Regions from separate parts of the Homo sapiens genome. Here region 1 is linked to region 2. Evidence: chromatin loops called from intact Hi-C (ENCODE). Cell type or tissue: PC-3. All regions are shown on one strand. Each heading gives the region's core, and the rest is flanking DNA. Links, peaks and the distances in the headings are about the cores only. Region 1 overlaps TNPO1-DT (TNPO1 divergent transcript). Region 2 overlaps TNPO1-DT (TNPO1 divergent transcript).

Region 1 (5,384 bases), core at 321-5,320, 51 kb before region 2:
AAATTACATCAGTGTCCAGTATGTGGCAAACAATAATTATTGTTTTTAATAATCACCATCATATAGCTTCAGTGTTCTCAGCCTGATTGGTGCAGTTATTACTAACTCTCTACCAGATTCTCCAACTCATTGCAATACACACTAGGTCAGGGCCCTTCGTGGTCTTAGCAGATTTAAATATTTTGATACTCACCCAGGAGGGTGCCTTTGTCTTTTGCTTAGAGAAGTAACGTTCCGCTCTGTTTTGGGGCTCACTTTTCCCTTTGGTTGTGGGAGAAGCAGCAGGGTTCATTCTGTTTACTAAAGAGCCAGCTTATCCCCCCAGCCTAGTCCATTCTTTTTTTTTTTTTTTTTTTTTGAGATGGAGTCTTGCTCTGTCGCCCAAGCTGGAGTGCAGTGGCGCGATCTGGGCTCACTGCAAGCTCCACCTCCAGGGTTCATGCCATTCTCCTGCCTCAGTCTCCCGAGTAGCTGGGATAGCTGGGACTATAGGCACCCGCCACCACGCCCGGCTAATTTTTTGTATTTTTAGTAGAGACAGGGTTTCACCATGTTAGCCAGGATGGTCTCGATCTCCTGACCTTGTGATCCACCCGCCTCAGCCTCCAAAGTGCTGGGATTACAGGCATGAGCCACCGCACCCGGCCTCCCAGCCTAATCCATTCTTTATGACAGGATGCAGTGGCCCCTCTTAGAGGCAACTTGCTGTCCAGGAGCCTCAGCTACTCTCTCACTCCAGACAAGCTGGAAAAGGAGCAGGGATTCTTGCAGAAAGGTTTTCTGTGGCCACTGGTTCTTAGGTGGGAGGTCAGAGCTCTCAGAGCTGTTGTTACCAAAGAGGGCTTTGCAGGCATAACAGCAGCGCATGGTCTCATGCATATGCTCTCTTGAATGATTTTTAAACTGGTCACTTCTGGAATACATCCATATTAATAATGCCTTTTGGTTCTGCAGTGATCATAACCCAAGTCTTCAAGCTCTGGGATGAGACAGGGCCTGGCAGGGCTTCCATAGTTCCTCTATGTAGGTAGATAATGTGCTTTCGCCCTTCTCTGGAGCAGGAAGAAAACAGCAGCAATGGAAAGGTAGGCTGGGGCTGGGAGCAGAAAGCTGCCTTCCAAAACAGCACTGTGCTGTGGCGTCTGTCCCAGGATTCAGCCTTCTGTGTTGCGTTGTGGAGCTCTCGGAGTGGTTTTTGGTTCACTGGCTTGCAAAATGATGGTGGCCACCACCAGCTCGGGGGCTGCTAGCAGAACACAGCCCAAGGCTTGAGACTAGAGAATGACACTTAGTGCAAATGAACAAAAAGGCAGAAATGGCTAAATCTCTAGGGCAGTCTGTTAGTAGCTCTCACCTGGCCCTCACCTAACCTGCCTGGGAGAACACCCAGAGCTCCTAAGCAAGGTACAGTTCTGCCCTGCCATGGGATTAGACTTCTTGATTTGAATCCCAGCTTCACCACTTGTGAGATGCTGGGTAAAATGCTTCACCTCTTTTAGCCACAGTCCGATTGTCATACAATGGAGATGCTAATAGTACCACACTCATCATAATGAGGATGAGAATGGACACTTTACGTAGAAGCTGAGCAGAGGCCTGGCCCACAGCAACTGCTCAGGGAATGTCAGCCACGGTGGCATTGATATTACTCCATAAGGGATCTGCGCACTTACCTCACCCTGTCTCCCATGTTGTACACTTCTTGAGTGAAGAGGTGATGTTTCTCTTCCTGTATGGGGCAGTGCAATGAGAAGGGAGCACGCAGACCCTGGAGTCGGCCAGTCTGCACCCGACCTCTGCTGCCTGACAGCTTTTAACTTTGGGCGCATTCCTTCACCTCCTCGTGCTTCAGATTCCTTTCTGTGAATGGGAGAACAATAGGATCTGCCTTCTAGGGGTGTTGTGAGGATCAACGAACTCATCCACATGAAGCCCTTCCACTCAGCACTGGGTGAGTGCCCAGAAAACACTAGCAATGATGGCTCCATGTCCAGGGAGGACCTGGCTCTCTGCCTCTCATCAATTTGGTACTCAACAAATGCCTCTGTGCTGGGTTGGACCCAACATGCTGGACCTGCCTCTTGTGGTTCCTTGCTGTTCCCCACTTTTCCAAAGTTCCATTGAAAGTCTCTGAATGTATAACCCAAGAGCAACAACAGAAATATGTTGGAGGTACCAACTGGCCCTGTTTGACAGGTTCTGAGTGGTTTCTTGGGATGCAGGACTTTTCCGTGCTAAAGCCAGGACAGTCTTGGGCAAACCAGGATGGTCAGTCACTCTACTATTGCTCACAACTTCCATCCCAGGGCTGGTGCTAAGGCGTTTGCTCCTAGAGGCAACTGTCCTGGAGTGGGTGGCAATTTTGGTGATGGCTTTTCCCTCTGCTTTTTAATTAATGCTGCCTCTCTCTCCAATGCTACTAAAATCTGCAGCCTGCAACCTGACACTCTACCCTCAACAATGAATGCTGGGGTGGCTTCCAAGGGAGTAGAATATGTTGGCCAGGGAAGGTGGAAAATATCTTGAGCAGCTCACAGTTATTTCATCAAAGTCTGTTTCCAGGCAATCACACCAATTTCTTGAGAGGTTGGTGCCAATGGGAACTCGGGGCCCATGCAGCACAGACTGGGGGTTGATATACCTGATTCTAATAATCACTTTCTTCTCTGAGCTACGTGACTTTGGACAAGATTCTTAACTTCTGTGGGCATCTAGTTTTCTCATCTGTAAAAAAGGAAGGACATTAGATAATCCATCTAGGACCATTCCCTCATGCTCATCAAGGCAGAGGCATTGGCTATGCTGGCCTGGGTCTGTGGAGGGCAGTGGGAAGAGGATGTCTCACCCTGGGCATGTTATTAAGCCCTTTTAGCCTCATGTATCAAATGAGGATAATTACAGTACCCTGTATTGTTGCTAGAATAATTCTTTAAAGGCTAAGTATCTGGATTCAAGAGACTGGTTTTCATGTGAGCCTGTAAAATCAATCCTTTATTCTATATCCATACCTCATTCTTTAGTTCAATCATTAAATAAATATTTACTCAGCTCTTACTGTGTGCCAGGTACTGAGCTAGGTCCTAGGGACACAATAATGAATAAATTAGCAGGTCGTTTCTTTTCTTCCTCCTCCTCCTTTTTTTCTTCTTTTTTGTAAACAACAATTTATTAAGAACTTACGGTTGCAAAAATTTTAGGTCTCTAACCAGTATAATCCTTCCTTTCCTTTTTAGTACGGAATCCCTGTATTCTAGGATTTGGCAAGCTGTCCACTGAAACATTATTTTTCCCAGCCTTCTTTGCAGAGGTGTGTATGTGTCATGGGATGAGGGCGGTGGGTGGGCAGAGTAATATGTAACTGGAAGTCACTGAGTGGGGCTTACAGGGAAAGCTTTTTAAAGGAGGATGACTCAGTCAGCAGGTCCCACTGCCTTTCCTTGTGTCTCCCTTGTCTGTTCCTAGAACACTCAAGTGAGAGCTTGAGCTCCAGCAGTCATCCTATAAGCCTGAGGACAAGGGCCACAGCCTAGGGATGGTGAAGCCTGGAGCTGGAAAGAGCCTAGGTGCCTGATGGTGCTTTGGAGTCATCATACCTGCACTGCTCTTATTTTATAAGGGGAAAAAATCCTTGCTTTATTTAAGCCAATATTTAAGTCTCTGTTACTAGTAGCTGAATACAATTTCCAGTTGATTTATCTAATATGTATGGAGCAAAATGCGGAGACATATTTAATTGTTTTTCCCTAAACATCAAGAAGTGAAGGCTATAGAAATCTAACACATAAGAACTTAATGTTCAAACTCAAGACATTCATTAATCTTTCTCAATACCTACCAAGGGAAGCTGATGAAACTAGCCTTTTCCTCATATGCTTACTGTAAAAGAGGTAAATTTGAAATACCTTTAAATCCCGGTTTCTCTAAGGTTTGACACCATGGAATAAAATTCACACAATTAAGTGTTTTATTTCAGCTTTTTCTGGGCTTAAGATGATATGCCCAATTCATCTTTTTTTATTAGTAGAGTGCTCACAAATTCTCAAAACCTTTATGAGAAATCCATGTGGTTTTATTCAATCTGCAACCCTAATATGGTTGTATTTTTAATAATGCTAATGGAATTAAAATTTTAAAATTCACCTGGCACATATTTTCACTCACTCCAAGAAATTATAAAAATAGCTGGCATTCACTGAGTACTTACTCTTTGCCAGCCTCTCTGATAAATACTTAACAAGCAAAATATCATTTAATCAGCTCAACACTCCTATGAGGTAGGTGTTATTATTATTGCCATTTTGTAGGTGGGGAAACTGAGGCAAAGGGTGTTTAAATGGTCTGCCCAAAGTCACACAGCTAAGAAGCAGTGATGGGATATGAAGTCAAACAGTCTTAAAAGCAAGCTATCCTGTTGCAAAATAGGTAAGTGGCTTTGAACAAATTATTTTACTGTTTAAAAAGAAAACTTGTACAGTTTTCATATGACTATGTGTCAAAAAGAAGGTATATTTCAAGAAACTTTATGTAAATATGCCCAAGGGCACATTGAATCTGTCCACGATCTTGGCCAATGTCTAGGAAGACCTTTGTCTTAAGGGATGGTAAAATAGATGCCTCTTGATTTGAAGACAACCAATAACATGCAATATTTGTGCTTTGGCATCCTTATTTAGAACATCTGCATTTTTCTAACCATGCAGTTAAGTAGGAAGGTGGGGAAGATATTCAGTATTGAATGCCTGATAAGTCACCAGGTACTTAACGGAATGATAACCAGGTAGCACCTGCCCGTCAGCCCTGTAGGGAGCTAACTACTATTGCCTCTTTAACAGATGAGAGAAGCAAGGCCCAGAGAAATCAAGTGATTACCAAATACTGATGGCCAGGCTCAGGCTCAGGAGGCTCAGATTCAGTTGGTTTGAGATGAGGCCCAGGCATCACTAATTTTAGCAACACCGTTGGTTATTCTATTTTGCAGCCAAGGTTGAGAACCACAACTCTGTACTCCTCAGAGGTAACAAGTGATAACACTAGACCACATACTTGAGCCTTTGGTCAGCAGTTACAAGCGTTTACACTCTCTGGCCTGTGGATCCCTTGGACTCTGTTGCTGTGACCTGGTGCTTGCGCTCTGGTGGCTCCTCCTGAAATGGATTCCTCACCCACAGTACTGGCCAGAATTCTTTGTGCTGATTTTCATTGCCTCACTCTGGTAGAAGAGAACGAAACTCCCAGAGTGTGTGTGAGGTTGGGTTCCCTAGGAACCAGACTCTGCGATGGAGACCAGTGTGCAGGCAGCTTACAGGAGCGAAGGCGGCGGGACTGGGCAGAGGGAAGAGGTGAACTGCCTTGTGGGTGCTGATTCCGTAGGAGCTTGGGAGTCG
Region 2 (5,384 bases), core at 178-5,177:
ATAGTCTTGAAAATTGCTAAGAGGGTAGGTATTAAGTGTTCTTACCCCCAAAAATGATAACTGTGTGAGGTACTGCATATGTTAATCAGCTCAATGTAGCCATTCCACAATATATATATATTTTAAAACATCATGTTGTACATGATAAATATGTACAACTTTTATTTTTCAATTAAAAAATGAATCAACTTTTAAAAGGCCTATTCTCTGGTGAGTAAGCACTTTCTGCTCTTAAAGTTCATACTAATAATCTGGCAGTTTTAAAAATGCATTATAAAATAAAGTATGAGATTCTATGCTGACATTTAAGAGAAAAATTTTGATAGAAGACAGTGTCAGCACATAATATGCACTCAGTAAATACTTACTGAATGAGTGATCACAAGACAGGCTAATGTTACAGTAAACCTCCCTGTAGATGATATTATATATTTGTGGCTTTTGGAGAAGTACACGATGCACATTTGTTTTCAACTCCTGCCTTATGTTCTGACTTCTTCCAGCCTTCATAGCATGCAACCTCCAACCCTGAGAAATGTTACAGGGTAGGAGGCTTGAATTGCACATTCTTTACCGGACCCCCACATTAACTGAGATATCTTGTCCTACTTCCATTTGGCTCACTCTTCAGAAAGACTCTTTGAAAACAATTCATTTCCTCAGCCGATCATAGCTCCACAAAGAAAGGTGTGAGCTGGTTACAGAGAGTAGAAAACCAGGGCCAAGGGGCTCTTCCCCCAGAATTTGAAGTGGTGATGCCCATCCTCAAATACAGTGTGGGGACACAGAAGCCACTGCAGGCCCAAGCTGTGGCAGCAAAGTGGTTTTCTTCCCCTGCCTTTTTCTATCTCCGTAGGATAATTCTTTTGTTTGGTTTGAAGGATGGTATTCTAAATGCTAAGTACTTTCTAAAGTTAAGGACCAAATGTCAGACATCAGCCACCTGGTTTATTTGCAATTTGGCGTTATCTGCACATCTGTGAATGGGTGTCTCTCAGTACATTCCTGCTAACCATCTCTAGTCACCTTTCTCAGATCTCCTTGTTGAAACCATCAATAAATATGTCCTTCAATGGCCTCAATAGTAATGTTAGACTCTTAAAGCAAAGGTAATTTTATTTTGTAGGAATGTGCAGAGAGGAACTGGAGGAAGGAATTATTGAGTCTCACTAACTTTCCAGTGGCTTTTGAGGCTGGACGTAGAAAAGGTGCTGGGTGTTCCCCATGACTCTTCAATGATTAGTGCTCACCATGCTGTCCATCAGCAGGGGCTGAGCTAAGAGACTTTGACTCTAACTGTCCTTAAATCCCCTGGAGGCAGGAATCATCTTGTTGACCTGGCACAGAATACGGGCTCAGTTGGTCTCTTGGGTGAATAGAAGAAGGAAAGATCATGTTGACATGATGAGACTTGACCCTGTCCACCCCTACGTGGACTCACTGCACCCCTTTCCTATGGGCCAGCCATTTTCCATTTGTGAGCAGCATTAGCTTGAACCACTTATTGGGGATTAATGATTCCTCTTACTTACGGGAACCTGAGCTAGAAAATATTTGGTTCTAATGGTGTTGGCAAAGATTCAATAGATTGTATTATGATATAGATTTTCCTGTGTTGTGTCTCTTTTTTTAAGTTACAAAAAAACTGTTTTAGGCTTAAATGTATTCACCAGCCATTTAGTACTCTTAGACACACTGCATATTTAATGTTCCACTTGACTGCCTACTGAAAGAAATAAATGCATAATAAAATGCTTTGGAAAATGCTTAATTTTTCAACTGTTGATTTAATGCATAACAGTTCAATAAGGTGGTGGATCGGCCTGGTCTACAACTATTGAAAAATAGAAAAATTACCCTCACTGGAATGTTGAATCTGTGAATATTAAGTCTGTCAATGTAATTTATGACTCTGCAGGTAATATACTGGTAATTTGCATACTAATTACTATGGTGGAAGCCAAACGACTTTCATTCACTAAATTATCCTGCCTAAGTGGAAGCCAGCAACTGCCTCTCTGCGCTGGGGAGAAGCTTGTTTAGGAGGGAGGAAATGGAGCTCTGGCCAGGAGGCCTCTCAGAGCTGAAGAGGCCCCCTGCTGGCAGGCTGCAAAGCCCACAGCTTTGCCCAGAGCCCAGTGTCGGCTTCTCAGATCCAAAGCCCAGTGGATTTTCCAAGTGATTCAAATTCAGAAAACAGAAGAGTGAGGTCAAAGGAGTTCGCTCTAGGCAAAAACAATACATGTTTGTGTGTCCAGTAACAGAAACGAATAGAAATTTGAAGGCAGAAAAATAATCCGTCCCAGCTTCCTAAAAGGAATCCTTTTAACGATAGGCATCTGTTCTTTAATTCTCTCAAAAAGAGGTTTGATTTTCTTTTTGTAAATAGGAGTGTGTTTGGAGGATTGTGGGAGAATCAAATGATGTTTTAAGTGTCCTGGGTGCAGTATGCATACGAAAAGATATTCAGCCTCCTCAATCATCAGGAAAGAAAGCAAAGCAAAACACGGAGGCATAATCTTCTAGCAAAAATTAAAAAGATTGAAAGCTTTTATTATTGTCAAGGGCATGGGGAATGAGCACAGTATAAATTGGCATATCTATGAGGTGGGTAGTGTAGTAGTAGTCATCAAAATAAAAATGCACATCTTCTTTGATGCACCAATCCCACTTCAAGAAGTGTATCCTATAGAAATACAAATGTATAGTATGACCCATTTGAAATTACTGCTATTCAACCATTTTTTGATATACACAAACAGCAATTTGAAATGATTCAACTTAACACAAGGGTGTTCATTGTAGGAATTTTGTAATGATGACAGTTTAGAAAAAGTCTAAGAGTTCAGCAGGAGGAGACTGATTAAATAAGTAGTGGTACCTACGAAGCTTTTCTTAGGTAGAGCTCACCTACACTGACATGGAAAGATGAGCATGGAAGATAAAATAAACAGACCGAGTTGTGTAACATTATACATAATCCTATTTTTGTTTTTTAAAAGTGTAGCATGTGTGTATATGTATTTTGATTTGTGTATAATATAAATGTAGAAAAAGATTGGACAGCTATATCCTAATGTTTAACCATTGCTCTTTTTTTTTAAGACAGAGTCTCGCTCTGTTGCCAGACTGGAGTGCAGTGGCACGATAGCAGCTCACTGCAACCTCCGCCTCCCGGGTTCAAGCGATTCTCCTGCCTCAGCCTCCCGAGTAGCTGGGATTATAGGGGCGTGCCACCACACCCAGGAATTTTTTTTGGTATTTTTAGTAGAGACGGGGTTTCACCCTGTTGGCCAGGATGGTCTTGATCTCTTGACCTCGTGATCCGCCCACCTCGGCTTCCCAAAGTGCTGGGATTACAGGTGTGAGCCACCGCGCCCAGCCAACCGTTGCTCTCTTTAAACAGTAGGACTTGGGATAGAGTCTAGGGAAAGACTTTTTAGCCTTTTGTGTTATTTGAATTCAACATAGCCATAGCTCTTTTTACAGGTATTAAAAAACCCATAAAACAAAAGATAATGAAAATAAAGCATAAAAGTGATAGGGATTTACTCAATTAAAAAGAATGGTGAACTAAGTTTATATGCAGTAATATAATATTTGCTGTGTTTGACATATAAAGACTTTAACATATGAAACTTTTTTAAAAAGAAGGATGGGCCTATACTTTACGTATGTAAGGATATTTTAAGAGAGGTGGTAAAAATTAGGACACAGATTATATTAAAATTCACTATACCTAATTCAAATGTAGCTCAGCGGCTCACAGAGTACGCAGTGTCAAGCCAGCTATTTACTACGATCGTGGTGAGCCTCAATTTTAGAAAATGGAACTCATGAAGGCTTGAAACGGCACATAAGGACATGAAAGTCACAAATGAACAACTAGACTGGTTCACTAACTGAAGACACTATTTTATCCTTTTTTTCTTCTTTGCTACCAGTGCCTTATTGAGGTAATTTTATACACATTAAAATTCATAAATCTTAAGTGTATACTTTGATGAAGCTGGACAAATGTATTCAAGGGTATGCTGGTAAAGTGGCCCTCTGCAGAAAGACCCAAACTTGATTTGTAGCATTTGTTGGTTTGCATGGTTTAAATACTCCCACCATAGCTGATTTTAAGCTAGCGATGGTTTAACAATCGGCTTACAAAAATTCTACCCTCAGGAGTGTAAGAGACAGACTCAGCATACTACTGATGGTGTTAAATCATGTAACTATATCCCAAATCAAGAAACAGAAGGTTTTCATCACTCCACAATATTCTGTCATGGTTTTTTCTGGTTAATTCACCCCTTATCCTGCCATAGACAAACACAATTCTGGCTTTTATCACTGTTAATTAGTTTTGAACTTCATATAAATGGTTCTACAGAGCAGATACTCTTTTGTTTGTGATTTCTTTTGCTCAGCTTAATATTTTTAAAATTCATCCATGTTGTTGCAGAAAACACCATTTTAAAGTCGTGTGTTTACCTGTAAATCAATTATCTATGTCCTTGTATTGATCCTTGGTCTATTACTGGAATAGAACCTGCACTGTAAAACAGTTTTCCTCCTTTCAAACTCCTCTTTCTTATTTACTTCTTCTAATTGCTCCATGTATTATGTTGGCCACCCTGCACATAGGCTGCACAAGAAAGCAGATTTTATGATTATTTATTTTGAAATTTCAAATGTCACATTTTATCAAAATGAGTAGAAAAAAATAATAGACTATCATGGGAAGCTGTTCCTCAGTTGATTTCTTTTTCTTGGTGTGCGTGCGTGCGTGTGTGTGTGTGTGTGTGTGTGTGTGTTGGTAATTTTTGAATATCATTCAGAAAGCCTGGCCACAGATAGTATGCAGCAGCCAGCAGCCAGACTCAAATCTGAAAACAGCCTGACTTTGGTTCAGCAGCTGTGAGTGCTTTCCATGGCAACGCTCCAGGCTCATCATAAAGACCACATTAGAAATCAGAGGCTAGGGATAAAGGCCACAATATCCAGGCAGAGGCCTTGGTGGCTGAATGCAGGAGCTTCCCAGATAAACTGAAGCCTCCGATCCCTGCGATGCCGTGCGCCATCACTAAGAATTTCTGTAACACTTTACAATTTCATGGTATTTTTAGTCATTGCCCCAAGATTTTCCAAAATAGCCATCCCAACTGCCCTAGAATTGCTGTTTTTTAAATTTTTATTTCTATTTCAATAGTTTTTGGGGTATAGGTAGTTTTTGGTTACATGCATAAATTCTTTAGTGGTGATTTCTGAGATTTTGGTGCACCCATCACTCAAGCAGTGTACACTCTACCCAATATGTAGTCCTTTATCCCTCAGCCCCCACAACCTTCTCCCTGAGTCCCCAAATTCCATTATATCATTCTTATGCCTTTGTG

The links. A loop is a pair of places that touch in the nucleus more often than their neighbours do. Peaks named below come from ENCODE experiments on the same cell type or tissue, not always from the same donor. Only the 100,000 strongest peaks of a DNase experiment are listed, where the experiment ranks them.
Region 1: it touches region 2 in a loop (2.2-fold over the local background); 5 of 110 quality-filtered maps call a loop at or near these places.

The regions. Positions count from the first base shown.
Region 1 is chr5:72,659,605-72,664,988 of GRCh38, reverse strand. The region is part of intron 7 of TNPO1-DT (TNPO1 divergent transcript); the gene reads left to right. Among named protein-coding and RNA genes, the nearest start is that of TNPO1-DT, 150 kb to the left of the region's middle. In PC-3, for the core only: no CTCF peak of the experiment used is centred there; a DNase peak (open chromatin) is centred at 3,368; H3K4me3 peaks cover 374 bases; H3K27ac peaks cover 869 bases.
Region 2 is chr5:72,608,027-72,613,410 of GRCh38, reverse strand. All of the region lies in intron 7 of TNPO1-DT (TNPO1 divergent transcript), which reads left to right. Among named protein-coding and RNA genes, the nearest start is that of ZNF366, 100 kb to the right of the region's middle. In PC-3, for the core only: a CTCF peak has its summit at 2,101 (motif pointing left); no DNase peak of the experiment used is centred there; H3K27ac peaks cover 760 bases.